Regions from separate parts of the Homo sapiens genome. Here region 2 is linked to region 1. Evidence: chromatin loops called from intact Hi-C (ENCODE). Cell type or tissue: ovary. All regions are shown on one strand.

What was found. Peaks named below come from ENCODE experiments on the same cell type or tissue, not always from the same donor. Only the 100,000 strongest peaks of a DNase experiment are listed, where the experiment ranks them.
Region 2: a loop joins it to region 1, with 3 times the contacts of the local background. A loop is called at or near these places in 10 of 110 quality-filtered maps.

Annotation. Positions count from the first base shown.
Region 1 is chr3:149,455,428-149,463,427 of GRCh38, reverse strand. It overlaps the pseudogene FKBP1AP4. Among named protein-coding and RNA genes, the nearest start is that of TM4SF4, 15 kb to the left of the region's middle. In ovary, no CTCF peak of the experiment used is centred here; a DNase peak (open chromatin) is centred at 3,117; H3K27ac peaks cover 640 bases.
Region 2 is chr3:148,959,466-148,967,465 of GRCh38, reverse strand. No RefSeq gene overlaps it. Among named protein-coding and RNA genes, the nearest start is that of GYG1, 28 kb to the left of the region's middle. In ovary, no CTCF peak of the experiment used is centred here; a DNase peak (open chromatin) is centred at 4,735.

The sequences.
Region 1 (8,000 bases):
TGGTCAAGTATTAACAGCACAAGTGATAGGTTAACTTTAGAATAGGAATTGGTGTGGGGCGGGGGTGGGGGTTGCAAGAATATTTTATTTTAATTTTTTTGGATGAAATTTTAATCTATTATATATTAAACATTCTTTCTGCTGCGCTGCAAAGCCATAGCAGATTTGAGGCACTGTTGAGGGCTCAATTATTCTCCACGTTGAGAGATGTCCTTAGGTTAAATTAAAAGCCCTACCTCAAACTGAGGTGGGGATGGGGAGAGCCTTTGCTTCCACTGGTCTCACCCCACCGTCCCCTTAAACCCTATGCCTTTGAAAGCAGATCATGTTCACTGCCATGCTGGACACTACAGGTCTGTCCCTAGGCCAGTGGGGACCTCTGAAGTCTTCTTTGTGGCCTGGCTTATGTATTTATTTATTTTTCCATCCTGTGGTTTTTCTAGTGGACTTTCAGGAATTTTGTAATCTCATAACTTTCCAAGCTCCACCACTTCCTAAATTTTAAAAACTTTAATTGACAGTTTAAATTGTAGGTGCTGTTTGTGACTTAACACCCAATGAAAGCCCAGGCATCATGACAAATCCTTGAATGTTCTCTTAAGAAAATAATGCTGGTCATCGCAGCTTCAGCATCTCCTGTTTTTTCATGCTTGGCTCTCACTGCTGATTTCAGTTTCCTAGCTTTTCCTCCCTCAGGCCCTTCTCACCCCCTTTGCTGTCCTGTGTAGTGGTTGGGTGAGAGAAATCATTGCTGCCTCACCCACCCCGGCACCATATATGGGTTTCAAGTTTTGTTATTGCAATAAAAGTGCTTTATGCTGGCTTTTCTAACAAACAAATAACCAGTGGGAGGCAAAACAAGCTGAGACACTAACCCAGGACTACATCATCGCCCCTCATGTCTTGCCTATGTTCTGTGAGCCCCACGAACGGAGTACAAGGAAACAGCTAGAGAAGGACAGACTGGATCCCCTGAAGTTGCATAAACCTGAACCTCCTGTAGCAGACCCAGGTTGTGGTGGGACCCACAAGGGCACTCTTTCTTTCTATATTGTGAAGAACATTGCTTTGGACAAGACTGACGACCGTAATCCTTGGGAAGCCATTTTGCATCATGCCAAAGCGCAGAAGACAACCCATATTGGGTTTCTCCAACACATTCCAAGACTCAGCCCAGAATCATGTTTGGCCAAGTTGAATCTGATGATGAGGAAGCAAAGAATGAGCCAGAATGGAAAAAATGTAAAATTTGAAGAATCTCTTTTGAAAACTGTTTGTATGAGTAGGAGGGAAATGTGACAGGTTTGGGTTTTCTTTTTAATACTCATGAAATTAAAAATTCATTTTTATGAAAAAAAAGAAAAAATACAAGACAGGATCATTTATCTACTTCTTGTACCTTTAGTTTTGGTCCCTTTTGGATTAACCATCTATCTAATTACCTAAGCTGCTGAGGCTAAAATGTATATGCTCTTGTGATTCTTATGTATTAATAATTTTGAATGCATTTTAAAATTCAACTTAACACTTAAAGTATTATCACTTGTTGATAATTGAATTGAGAGCTACTCAAGTTCACAAATGCAACTGGCAAGGTGGGGTGAGTTGGGGGAGGAAGGGCTTGAAGAGAGGACTAAGAAGGAGAGACGTGATTCTATTTGGTTCAAGCATAATATTTCTCTCCACCACCACCACAAAAACATAAACACCTGAAAAATACCATCATACAGAACACTTTCTTACAGTCTGGACAGTTATGTTTCAGACAGGGATGTGACACACAAGAAGCTTCAGCCATGTTCCTCTGCTATGTGCATGTGCTGGCTGGGAGGCCCCAAATCAGTACAATCTCATCCACCACCATCCGTGGGGTCTCCCTCTGCCCAGACCCAAGATACCTCTAGTATTCATTCACTGTGAAGTCAATGGTGCCTTCAAGTACTGCCTGCCAACCCCATGGTTTATTCACCAGCTCTTTAGTGCAGGCAAAGAAGAGAAACAAAAAGATCTCCAAAACTCCCTGGCTGAAGGGATTTGCTTCCTGCTTTGTTCTTGTGAAGATGCCTGGGCGTCATCCCACATAAAGCTACCTTCTCAGAGTCAGTGATGTAAGTGTGCCTTTGAGGCCAACTTGCCTTCAATCTTTTTGAGAAACCTTGCTGGGATATAATGGAAAGGGTCCCTGGGTATAAGTTCTGGCTCTACTGCTTAGTAACTGTTGCCCTTGAGAAGTTACTTAATCTCTCAGAGTCTCAGTCACTTCACCTATGAAGCAGAGTAATTGGTTATCCAGGGTTAGCCAATTATTAATCCGTTTATAGCATTGATTACATATACTATCATACACAAAACTTTATTTATTTTGTAAAATGAAGTCCAGGATTTGGCATCATATACTAAACACTGACTTTTTTTTAACAGAAAATATTATCAGATATTTTGAATAGTCCAGGCAAAACTATAGTGTATTCAGTTGAGATCCTACATCACATCCTCACGTCATCTCATGAGTGTGTATGTGTATGACTATCTTTCAGTATTCACTGTGTGTTCCTATCATCATCTTACTCGATCCCGCCAATGAAGTGGGCAGGCCAGCCAGGTAGGGATTATTATAGCCAGTATTTTTTATGAATGAGGAAACTGAGGCCAGAGAGGTCTAGAGAGTAGCCAAAGTTCACACAACCAGCAAGTGGCAGAGACAGAATTAGAGTAAACATCCTCTGACTTCTGGGCTAGGACTCTAGCTGCTGCCATGCAGGGAAAAACAGAATGTCCATAGCAGAAAGCTTGGCAGCCACGTAACCCCAACTACCAGCTCTAACCATATATGGCCAAGTCTCCTGCTCACTCAGCCTCCTTCTTCACCACCCACTCAGGTAAAAGTGACCTGAAGAAATACATATAGGGGATTTAATTATTACATTATTATTAATAATAAGTGGTCATTTTGTTGACAGAATATTGTCTAATATCAGGATTGGAGATTTTGCATTTTCTTCTGTGTTGGTTAGTGATTGTTGTGTAACAAATCAGCCCAAAGCTCAAGAGCTGAAAGCAACATTGGCAAGGCCAGAAATGACCTTGCAGTCTCAGGCACACAGCTGTCCAAAAGCTGAGGCCCAAGCAGAAAAGCAGATTGTGGCCAACTGCTGCTAGAATGGAACTTGCTTTCTGCCTGTGGCTCACACATTCTCTCTTTGATTCCCCAGCTCATTCATAAGAATTTCTTCACTTTGAGCTGCCAAAAGGCCGCAGAGAACTATTTTTAAATGTGAAGAATACTCTGAGAAAAATCATGTTTTTACTTTTTACTGTTTCTTTACTATGAAGCTGGTTATCATGCCTCTTAAAATTACTCCTGTTTTCTAAAACTGTTGTCCATTTGCAATTACACCATTAAACGAAAACTCTTTCTCCTCACATTTCTATAGAGGAGCAAATGTGACATTGTGGTGCACCAAGTTAAAACACTTTTTCTTTCTTCATTTCTTCTGGTAAGGAAAAGCAGATGAAATGATATGTCTGGGGATTTGCGACACTAGTGTGGGTGGGTGCGGAGACACAGCAACAATTGGCCAAGGAAGCTGGTGATTGCTACGGTGAAGGAGATAGATGGATTCATAACACAGCTAAGACTATTTTACTCCCTAGAATCAGAGACTGACAGAGCTAGAAAGTTATCTAGCCCAAACTAGTTATATTGTAGATAAGATAATGGGGGCCTGGTGAGATAGTGCCCAAGGCTACGCAAATGTGGGTCTTGAACTCCAGCCCTTCCCACATCCACGCCAGTGTTGCACAGGGTCACTTTATACTGTATTCCTTAATCTTTCCTGACTCATATGTCATAATTTTACTGTCATCAAAAGTTTGAGAACTGTCTTTAAGCAACTATGTTGACTTGGATCTCAATAAGAATGCAGACAAAGAGAAGACTATTTCATTTATTTAGGTCATAATATAATTTTGTAAGCAAAAAGTACAAAATGCACAATAGATATGTGCTTTATATATAATGTAAGTGTTCAGTATATATATTTAAAATATAATTACTTGGAACTTTCTCAAATTAATTCTCCCTTTGTACACACACACACACACACACTTCAGGTTCTTGATTCTAAACTCAAACAGCATATATTTTTCTTTTTTCTGGCACTTATTACCTCCTACTTTGTATTTAATTTACAAATTATGATATGATATGTCATATCATATCATATCATATCATATCATATGTCAATTTTTATACTTTTAGTAGAAATGGGGTTTCCCCATGTTGGCCAGGCTGGTCTCAAACTCCTGACCTCAGGTAATCCACTCGCCTCGGACTCCCAAACTGCTGGGATTACAGGCGTGAGCCACCGCACCCAGCCTGGACCCACACTCTTTTAAAAAATTGTAGCAATATATATATTACATAAAATTTACCATTATAATCATTTTAAAGTATACAATTCAGTGGCATTAAGTGGCATCCTTGTGCAACTATCATCAGTACTCATCTCTAAAACTTTTTAATCTTTCCAAGCTGAAATTCTATACCCATTAAACACCAGCTCCCCATTCTAGCCTCCTCCCAGTCCCTAGTAACCACTATTTTACTTTCTCTGTCTGTGAATTTGACTATTCTAGGTACCTCATGTAAATAGAAGCATACAATATTTGTCCTTTTGTAATGGATTTATTTCACTTATCATAATGTTTCAAGGTTTATCCATGTTATAGCATGTGTCAGAATTTTATTCCTTTTAAAGAGACTCGTGCTTTTTTTTTCAGCAGCTAGAACAACTAAGCTTGCAAAAATGATTAGTTAAAATTGAATTGCTCTCCTCAGGTGATTTGGCAATGGGCAATCCAGGGTATTGGGTCCACAGTCTGTCACCGTGCTCACCCTAGCAGGGATGGGCAGTACCCTGATGCTACTCCACTCTCAACGAGTTGTCCTGTCTAGTCAGGTTTCCTCAGTGATATGGTTTGGCTTTGTGTCTCCATCCAAATCTCATCTCGAATTGTAATCCCCATGTGTGGAGGAAGGGAAGTGATTGGATCATGGGGGCAGTTTCCCCCGTGTTATTCTCATGACAGTGAACAAGTTTTCACAAGGTCTGACAGTTTTATAAGGGGATCTTCCGCCTTCATTTTCTCTTCTCTCTTTCCTGCTGCCTTGTGAAGAAGGTACTTGCTTCTCCTTTGCCTTCCACCATGATTGTAAGTTTTCTGAGGCTTCCCCAGTCATGTGGACCTGTGAGTCAATTAAACTTCTTTCCTTTAAAAATTACCCAGCCTCAGGTATGTCTTTATAGCAGTGTGAAAATGGACTAATACACCTGGCATGGCTCCCCTAGCCTCCAGAGTAATAATGCCCCTTCCTTATTAATCTCAATTACCAACACCCCCCTTCCTTTGTTAATTTACATTACCAACCCTACCACAATCCCACCTGCCCACACACCAGGCTGTCCATCCTGAAGTATTCAACTTGGTCCTGCTACTGTGTTCTTCTTTGATCTCTAACCTGTTATTGATAAATAAACTTCTTGGTCTCTTCTGCTCTTGATATTCAATACCAAGTTTAAGTCTACTTTTGATGGTGAGTTTAAAAACTTCATTCAGAATATCATTTACTCTGTCAGGGTAAATTTAGATCATAAAGAATAATGTTGACAGTAATAAGGGTAGAAATGGGGAGTCAGCAAAGAAAGACTTAGGTTTAATATACATTCCAAATATCATCCTTTCACGGTCATGTCTTTTTTCTTTTCCTTCTTTCTTTTTTTTTTTTTTTTTTTTTTTTTGAGACAAAGTCTCCCTCTGTCACCCAGGCTGGAGTGCAGTGGCGTGATCTTGGCTCAGCGGAGCCTCCACCTCCCAGGTTCAAGGGATTCTCCTGTCTCAGCCTCCTGAGTACCTGGAATTACAGGTGCACACCACCACGCCCGGCTTACTTTTGTATTTTTGGTAGAGATCAGGTTTCTCCATGTTGGCCAGGCTGCTCTTGAACTCCTGGGCTCAAGCCATCCACCCACCTCCGCCTCCCAAAGTGCTGGGATTACAAGAGTGAGCCACTGTCCCTGTCCCTTTCACAGTCATTTCTGACAGCTAAGCTTTTGGGAAGGGAGAAGAGAGGTCATTCTTCTTGACAAGTATTGGAATTCAGTTATTCTGTGCTAATAATTAAAGTCTGAATCTGGTTTAAAATCCAGTTATGAGAATCTTGGTGCATAATGAAGACACACGCCCAACATAGGTCATCTCTGCTTGGTGATGGCCAAGCCAGTAATAAGAGGCAAGGCTAAGATTTCTCTCTCCAAATAATTTGTTGTATTTTATATGATTCAACATAATTTGCCATCATTTAGCCAAGAAAGATTTTTAGGTGATTATTACAAAACACCCACCATGGTTTTAAAAAACAGCAGCAGCGTCAAAATTAATTCAATGAAATATCCACAAATATTTTGTTTTGTGAAAAGTAATGTCCTAGTGCCCAGTAAGTTTTTTCAAATGCAGATTGAGATCCAGTAGGGAGTCATGAGCTCAACTTAGAAGGTCAGTATTTAATTTTAAAAATGAAATAAAAATAGAAGGAAATAGAGAATACTGGAGTACATCACAATTAGTAAGAATAAATATTGTTTTGTTAAATTTTTAATCTGGTAAGGTATGAGTATGTGTGTGTGTGTGTGTGTGTGTGTGTGTGTGTGTTATATTTTGTGGTATAGTTTATACTGAGTATAATGTGCTTCTTACTGAGGGTTCCAGCAGAGGAGAGTAGTTTGAGAAATTTTCCTTGTTAACTGAATGAACAGATTGCAAAGCAGTCCAGCTTACTGCCCTCTACAAGTAAAATGTTGCCAGATATCTACTCAAAATGCATTTGATTATAGAGTGGGCAATAATAAATACGTAGCAAGAATATCTTACATTTTCAGATACTCTTTGTTTTTCTTCATTCAAACATGATTTTTTTTCTTCTCTAGAAAAGGATTTTAAAAAGCTTATAAACACTTGAATATAATATAACATAACATACACACTGTAAATAATGAGTGGTAAAAATAATCCAAACAGAAAAATAGGTTGAGAAGGTGGTATGGAACCAGGACTGAAGGTAGCAGTATTCAGTAAACTCACACACCCTGGAAAGTGGTAAAACAATGAAAAAGGATAGGAGTACCCTCTGACATTTAGGACTGACTTGACATTCACACCTAGACCTCAATGCTATTACAAGTTGGTCTGACACACACAGCCAGGCCATGTTATTTTCCTCTTGAATATAAACAATCTCACAGAATATCTATATCTAACGAGGTCACTCTTAGGCCATGATAAAGTGAGACAAAAATAAGGTCACTGTGCAACACAAAATAACAGATATTTTCTTCTCTTGCTGAATGAGTGACAGTGACTTCTTTACCAATGACAGCTTTAATGTCTCCCTAGGCTGTGTGTTCCCCACAGATAAGACCTATCGAGATTCCCAAAAGTAGGATTGCCTCCACTTACTGATAATACCCAATCTGGAGAGAACCCTGTTTTCTTAGACTCTCCCTAAAATTACTCAACCAAACCCCAAATTCTATACCGGGTTGTTTTTGACAACCCTTTTCTGAGATACTCCATGACACTTTCATGGAGTTTTCAAGGTATTTTCCCTTACTGCAGTTTGTGAAAAACCCAACTTGTTCAACTACAGGTGTCTCTGGCAGTCTTTGTCTGAGAGTATAGATAACAGCAAAGCTGATTGTCGGCACCATGTCTTGCATGGGACAACAAAAAATCTCATTAGAAGCGCCTTTCCATCCTTCAGAGAGTGTGTAGGTGTGTTCATATGTGGGGTATGTGTAGGAGGACAGCAGTCGTAAAGAGCTAGCTTCATGGAGCTTTATCACCTCAATATCTTTTGGACTGAAAATTATCAGTTGCTGAAACTTAAAGAGTACCCAGAGTATTTTCAGGTGTGGTAATGTTTTTAGTTGTGTTTTTAAAAA
Region 2 (8,000 bases), 500 kb after region 1:
AAAAAAATGATAACAGAAATGGCTGGGGTAGCCACAGAGGAAAACAGGAGACTAATCTACGTGACCTTGAGGAAACAACTGAATTTTCTCGGCCTTAGTGTCTTCAGCCAATAAGAATGAATGGAGAGGCTCTTCCGCCTTGCAATTCTGTGGATCATAACAGATCATTAGTGATAATTATTCTAGTACAATAGGGAAGATTGACACTCTGGGGCCTCCCAGTGTCATGAAGTTTTCTAACATTCTCTCTTGTCTTTGGATGCTTTGAGTGTGTTATCTCATTATATAATGTTTGAGCTTTGAAAGCTGCTAGGCACTTTATTGATGAATGCAAAGCATATTTATTGAAAGAGCACATTTCTTTAGAATCCCTGGAACAAGTTTTGTTTGTTTGTTTGAGGTAGAGTCTCACTCTGTCACCCAGGCTGGAGTGCAATGGTGCAATGCAACCTCAGCTCACTGCAACCTCCGCCTCCTGGATTCAAGCGATTTTCCCACCTTCGCCTCCTGAGTAGATGGGACTATAGGTGCATGCCACCACGCTGGGCTTATTTTTGTATTTTTAGTAGAGATGGGCTTTGCCATGTTGGCTGGGCTGGTCTTGAATTCCTGACCTCAAGTGATCCACCCACCTCAGCCTCCCAACTCCTGACCTCAAGTGATCCGCCTGCCTCAGCCTGCCAAAGTGCTGGGATTACAGGCGTGAGCCACCGCCCCCCGCCCCCTGGACAAGGTTTTATGCTCAAGTCTTCACTTTGAATTTCTTTTATAGACAAATGGGGGCACTCAGGAAGCTAACAGGAAGAATGTAAGATACAACTAAAAGCTAGCTGAGGCAAGCCTGCATGGACTTTCATCCGTCTGTTGAATTTTGTGCAACTAGGTTATCTTTGGGAAATCACAATGAAGTTATTGCCTTCAAGACCTCAGAAGGGTCAGCTCTTCAAGAGTACTTATGTGTTAACTCAATAATTTTATCAATATCCAAAACCATAAAGTCAATCAGTCGTGGGGAAACTACAGAACACAGAAATAGCTAACATCTATTTTCTACTATTTCTAGGTACCATTGTAAGCATTTTACATGTATTAACTCATTTAATCATCATAGCAATTCTCAAGTAGGTACTATTATCATTCTTGTTTCATGGTTGTGGAAATCAAGCCACAGAGAAGTTAAATGATTTGCCTAAAGTCACTTAAATTATAAATGGCAGAACTGGGATTTGAACTTTTGCAGTCTGACTTCAGCCCATGCTATGTCCACAATATTACGGTTACCTCCCAACATGGCGAGTGATTTGCCATATTTACAGTGAAAAACATCAGCTGCTAAGTAATGAGAGCTTTCATCCAGTGTTGAAGCCAAGCACCACCCAGCTGGAGGTAGGGCCAGCTTTAGCCTTTAGGCTCAATAGGCCAGGATCTAAGGCCCATGATATTTTCAGGGACCTAAGAAAATATCTTTTAAAATCATAAGGAAAAAATGAATATGATCTAGCCTGAATAGTATTTGTCTTTATACCAGCATAGCCATAAAATATTTTATATATTTAGGGAGGAAGTCACCCGTGAAGGCAAAAGTGCCTAGGACCCATGAAAGTCATAACGGGGGCCTGATGGGAGGGTAGAATAGAAGTAGATGGGATAGGGACAAAGTTGTTGCTTGGAGGTCTTTCCAGAGGATCGCTGTGTGGTTGGTCCCTTCCTCCACTCTCCATGCTGGGGTAAAGGCAAGCTGCTGCAGAGCTCATCTTTGGCAAAGCTGCTTAACTCACTATTGGACCTTTGGCTTCTTCCTAGAGCCTCCCACCCCCACCTTCCTTCCTTTGCCACCAAGTGGGTGCTAGCTTTTCTCCTCTTCTTTCATGCCTTGGCTGTGCTGAGGAAGGTTGCAAACATGTTTTGCTGCTAGCCTGAAGGTGGGTTTGGTTTGATCTGTACAGCATCATAGAAAATCAGTCAGTTGTCATCATTTAAAAAAAAATTGGGTGATTTCACACAAATATCTGGATTTCTGGCTTCTCTTAAAGTCAGAAGGCATTGGGCTCATGTTACATGAATCCTTTTGGCTGGAGGTGAGTTAGGCTGTTTAGTCCCCTCCTCCTATCTAGCCCTGTAAACACTAGGATTTTAACCTTTGCATTAAGATATAATTTACAGCTTAAAGTATTATCCTTTCCCCAAATTCTTGCAATTTCACAGAGAAGGAAGGAAGCTGCAGAGATTGCACTCATAATGGTATTCTAGGCTTCAGCCATTAGGAGGTCCTGTAGGATATCAGGGTTTCTGCGTATAATGTCAAGTAAGGCCTGTGCCTTCTTTTGCTATGAGCAAGGCTTGTACTGAGGCTTCATGTGAATAGCAACAGGGCAGTCTGAATTTCCAGGATAAAGGTGGGTGGAAAGCGAGAGGAGAGATGCACCGCCTTCCCTTCAAGTGCTTCATCCTGCTGAAAGCAAGTGAATATGAATGGAATACAGAATTCCTGCATCCATTATTTTTAACTGTATTGTGGTTATTATTGTGAAAGACAGGACTTTAAAGAAGCTGGCAGGTGCTAACTTGAAAGCACCCACATAAAACACTGTCCAGACAGTTCAACTCTGTTGGGCAAATCTGTGCAAGGCCATCAGGCATCCAAAGCTGAAAAGAAATTTTACATTAGCCTCTTGTTGAAAACCTTTCTATTTAAGAATGCAATTTTTATATTTTCTCCATAACAAAGCAGGATTTATGAACCTTGCTCTGTTTTTATTGTACCCATGTGAACCTTCTGTGTGTGGACAAAATATTGCTATTGCCTAGCTTTTAACAGTGGTTTGGAGGATTGAAGAAATATATCTTGTTCTCACTTTTATAAGGCTTTTCAGATCTTTTAGCCTTACGTATTAGAGGCCCATGTAGGTGCCCACATTTCCACATTTGGTTCTACCATGTTGATAATATTCCCTAGAGAGTTTATAGTTACATATGCTCAGTGATTGAAATAAATATGTTAGATAGCTGGCTAACTAGCTACTGAGCATAGGGGATGAGCTAAATAAGATTTTTATGACCATGTTTCTGACCTTACTATTGCTCCCATTAAGAGGAAAATGATCTTGCACTAAACAGTGCCTTTTCCCTGCAAAAAAGAAAGGGCTTTAAGGACACAATATGGTCATTTTATTTCATTTTTTCTTACCCAGTTCAATGCCTGACAACCCAGAAGTCTTTGTTTGTTAATATTTATCATCCACATATTATATAGATTATGGCATATACATATATGGACTCAAATGATGTACAGGATGTTTAAGACATGGCTCCCGGTTGCAATGAATTTGGTCCAATTGGTGAGCCAGGACTAAAGAAGGAAGCAATATATCTGCTGTATATTAAACAGTACATTTTGTGTGTGTGTGTGTGTGTGTGTGTGTGTGTGTGTGTGTGTGTGTGACTTAGTGCTCCAACTGTTAAAGAAAGGGGATAGTCTGTTTCTGGCTGGGTCACACAGTGTAGGCTAACATGTGTCTTAGTCTGGGCTTCAAGGTTGAGAGTGATTACACAGAGTATGGCACAATGCGGGGAGGCCACTGGAGTTGGAAAGGTGGGAATGGATCATAGGGTGATGAGATTTGGTCCAGATTGAGGCGGGGGTGGGCTAAAGAGCTTCTGCTTTATCCTACAGCTAATGCTAAGCCATTTTTATGCAGGGAAAGAAAAGATGTGATAAAAGCAATGCTCTAGGAAGATTAATCTGGAAGCTTAGTAAAGTAATTGGAGCAGTTGAAGATGCAAGAGGCTGGAAAGCCAGTTAGGAGGCTCATGAATAATCTGGATATAAAGTGACTGGAGGCTGATTTAAGTTGAGAGAGGAAGGGGAAGTAGGGAAGGGATGATTTTAGAGAATCATTGTTTAGAAAAGATAAGCAAATGTAGCTGGATGAAAGAAAGGTGGAAGGAGTAAAAGATACTGTAGTTTACCTGCAGTTTCCAACCTGGAGGGGAATAAGAACTGGGAGACATGCCTTGCCTCCCATCCCACCTTGCTCACTTTTCTCCAGCCACACAGGTCTCCTTGCTATTCCTTAAGCAAAGCAAGCATCACCCCTACTCAAGGCCTTTGCACCTGTCAATTCCTCTGTTCTGAACATTCTTCCTCCAGAGACCCACCTCCCTTGCTTCTTCACTTTCAGCCCCTACCTGGCCCTCTCCACTCATTTATGCCTGTAAAAATGGGCATTTTCAATTAATACACTATATTTCAAAATGTTACTTTTCCTAAAAATTCTTGCAGGTTCATAGAGATAGGGAGCTTAAGCTATAGAGATGGCTAAAATGTACCCTGGTTAGAAAGACTTCCCTGACTATATCCTTCCTGACGATATATCATATATTAAGTCATTTTTTTCTGACTAGCATGTAAGGGTGTATGGACAAGACTTTGTCCTTTTTAATGGCTTTATCCTCAGCACCTAATACAGTGCCTGGCACATAGTAAATTATCAATAAATATGTGTTAGTTAAATTAGTGAAACAGGCAAATTCAAAAAAGAGGCTAATTTGGGAATTGAGGGGGAAGATTATGAGTTAGCTTTAAATTCACATCATCCTAAAAGACAACATTTTTTGATATTGGCAAGAGGTCAAGGCTAGGAGTGCAGCTTTGTGCCTTCACAGGTCTAACTTCTTTATGAGCATCAGCACAGCCTCTTGTGGACAGCGCCCCTCCCTGGGGGTTATCTCAGTGTTTTTCCTCTTGCATTAGGAGTCCTTTTCTTTCCCTGTGTGACTCATCTCCTCCTGGGTAGAGGAGGGGAGGACAGCCTTGGGATAAGGGGAAGTATCAAGAAGCTGCTGAGCCTATGAGAGGACAACCCAGAAACCACATTTCCTCTCTTAAGCTCCCCATCATATAACTAGTCAATGCTTTCTAGACACTCCAGATATAATTATTGGGATGATACACTACAAACTTTTCAAAATGTATTTGACATAGCCTGTAATAATCCAAATGAGAACAGAGACAACAAGAAGGCACACCTGTAGCTCATTTGTTTCCGCTGTTTCAATTGCTCTAATTCCCCTTTTCCAGTAGCCCATTAGGATCACCTGCCAAATTGACTTATTTAATGAAATTTCTGATGTACATTCATGTGTTTTCTAAAATAATCTCTTTAAGAAAGCACATTTTTCCTTCTCAAATGCAGTTCTGCCTTTTCTTGATAGGAACCCCATTCTAACATCACTACTGACTGTATTGAAATGAATGAATACATTATAAAGCACTTTATCTTTATTGCTGCCTGAAGTGGAGAATATAATTGCCAGCTGTGTATCCCAGGCACATAATTCCATTACTAGGTTCTTACGGAGCCATCAGTCCCATGGATGGTCCTTTGCTTGACAAACCAGCCCATCAAATTCCAAATCTGCCTTAATGGCAAATGCCACCTCTCGATCAGGTCACTGCTCCAGCCTGAATTCAGCAAATGTTACCAGAATACTTACCCTGGGGTACCCACGCTGCTCTTAGTTACGGGGTGCCTATCTTGCTCTTAGTTCTGCTCAAAAAAGCTTGTCATGCTTGAGGTCACAGCTTTTGGTCAAGGGTCCTTCCAGGATGAAGCTGATCTACGTTTTCTTGGACTGTCCACAAACATCCTTAACAGGTGCTAACTCTATTTTTAAATACTCTAGCAATATTTGTATGGGGAGCAGGGGCCAGCCACTATTCGGAAGTGGGCTGGTGAGGATTTTGATAGTGTTTTGGCTTTTTTGTGTTGGCTGGGTGGTGACACAGTTTCTTCAGATATCTTTAAATATATCATAGTCTACCAAATAAAGATTAGTTGAGGTGTGTGGGTTGGGGAGAAAGTGGTTAAGAAAACTTTTCTGCCAGCATACAAACTACCCTGGCTTCATACTTTGCTCTAAATTTCTGTGTAATCCCAGGGTTTTAGAGGTAAACCTGTACGGATCTCCTATCTTACACAAGAGGGATGAGCACTCACATTTACTGAGGCCACATGAGGGCTTGGCGCAGTTGGGAGCTTTTCATTTACTCTCTCAGTTGGCTGATGAGGAAACTGCTGGTACTTTTGTCCTAGCACACAAAGAATATAACCATCCTGAAGGAAAGAGAGTTTTGATTAAAGAGGGGAGGGTGAGAGAAGGAGTAACACTGGGGCAGGGCAGAGGATGGTATGCATGGATGGGTTTGCTGGAAGGAGAGGAGGACTCAGGAGACCCGGTGGTAGGAGGGTGATATGAAGAGGAGGGTGGCCCAGGATACACTGAGCACACTTTTGCACGTTAGTGGAAGACACTGGAAGTACAATGTCTGATACAATTTCTGGGCTGCCTTTGCCACAATATTCCAGGTTGCTGATATCTGCTTTCAAGGTAAGTTTGTCTGATTAGAATCTAGAGAAGTGTTTGAGAAAGCAAAGAGGGGTGAAAATGTTATTACTATTATTTTAGTGGTGGTAATCATTACCACCTGCTGAAAGCTTAATATGTGCTACAAACTGCTATGTGTATGATGTATCTTACATAAGTTAATTTTTACGAAAAACTTGGAGGTTGGTGTTCTTATGCTTATTTTAGAGGTGGATGAACTTTCTTGGCCAGATTCTCACAGCAAATGGGAGATCTGGGATTTGAATGCAGATTTGTCTAGCTCCCAAATTTATGTGATGGAATATCAAATAAATAACTTAATCTCTACTCATAAAACATGGATTCCATATCCCTTTTAGAACCATTTTTATGTGATTCAAGCCAATCCAGAGCATAACAACACTAGAAGATATAATAGCAGTAAGATAAACTGCCTCTTTAGCTATTTCCAAATTCATGGTCTCAATTAAGCCTTTTTCACATGTGCTGGCCCTTGTAATTCCTGATGTACTTTTCCTAATTCCAAATGTCTGGTAACAATTTATGATGTATAATTAAATGGGCTACCCTCCTTTTATCACGCCTTCTAGATATAGTCCCATCACATGAAACAAAGCGAAGCAAAACACTTCTTTGATTTAATGTTGACAGTCTCACATTCTCATTCTTATTAAGCTAATAACATTTAAAGATGATACTGAGGCTCTTTAATAATCCAGCAAGAAGAAAAATACAATTAGGCAATGATATGGTTTGGCTGTGCCCCCATTCAAATCTTGTCTTGAATTCCCAAGTGGGAAGGGAACCTGTGGAACTTGTGGGAGGGACCTGGTGAGAGGTAATTGAATCATGGGGGCAAGTCTTTCCTGTGCTGTTTTCGTGATACTGAATAAGTCTCACGAGATCTGATGGATTTAAAAAGAGGAGTTCCCCTGCATAAGCTCTCTTTGCCTGCTGCCATCCATGTAAGACATGACTTGTTCTTCCTTGCCTTCCACCATAATTGTGAGGCTTCCCCAGCCATGTGGAACTGTAAGTCCAATTAAACCTCTTTCTTTTGTAAATTGCCCAGTCTTGGGTATGTCTTTATCAGCAGTGTGAAAACAGACTAATACAGGCAATATCAGGGCAAATAAATACATCTTGGGAAGTGGTAGAAAGGGGAGGAGAAAAGAGATCAGGATTGAGTAAATGCCATGACTAACTAGGTGGGGCAGATTTTACCCGCATGAAGAGAGGTGCAAGGGCCCATGTTTATCTGAAACCCACCTGCTCAGTGGAAACCCTCCAAAATTTATTCCCATGTAACAATGGGCATTCTTAACAAGAGGCATAAGGCTATATCATGTTGGTTAGAAATCCTAAAGAAGAGTGATGCTGTGAGGAAGTAGGGTAACAAGCTGGTTTCTGGGTCTGGTCAGCCTTCTCTGTGAGGGGCCCTGAGGATATTGGTGGACGTGTTCAGGAATAAGAGGGTTCTGGGGCTGAGAGAAGAAAGGGAGCACAAAGGAAACAGCTAAGACTTTATTTCCGTGGGCTTTCTTGAAGGTCAGTCTGGGTAGAGTTCCAGAGATAAGCTCACTTTTGCTCTACCTTCAACTTAGAAAATTAAG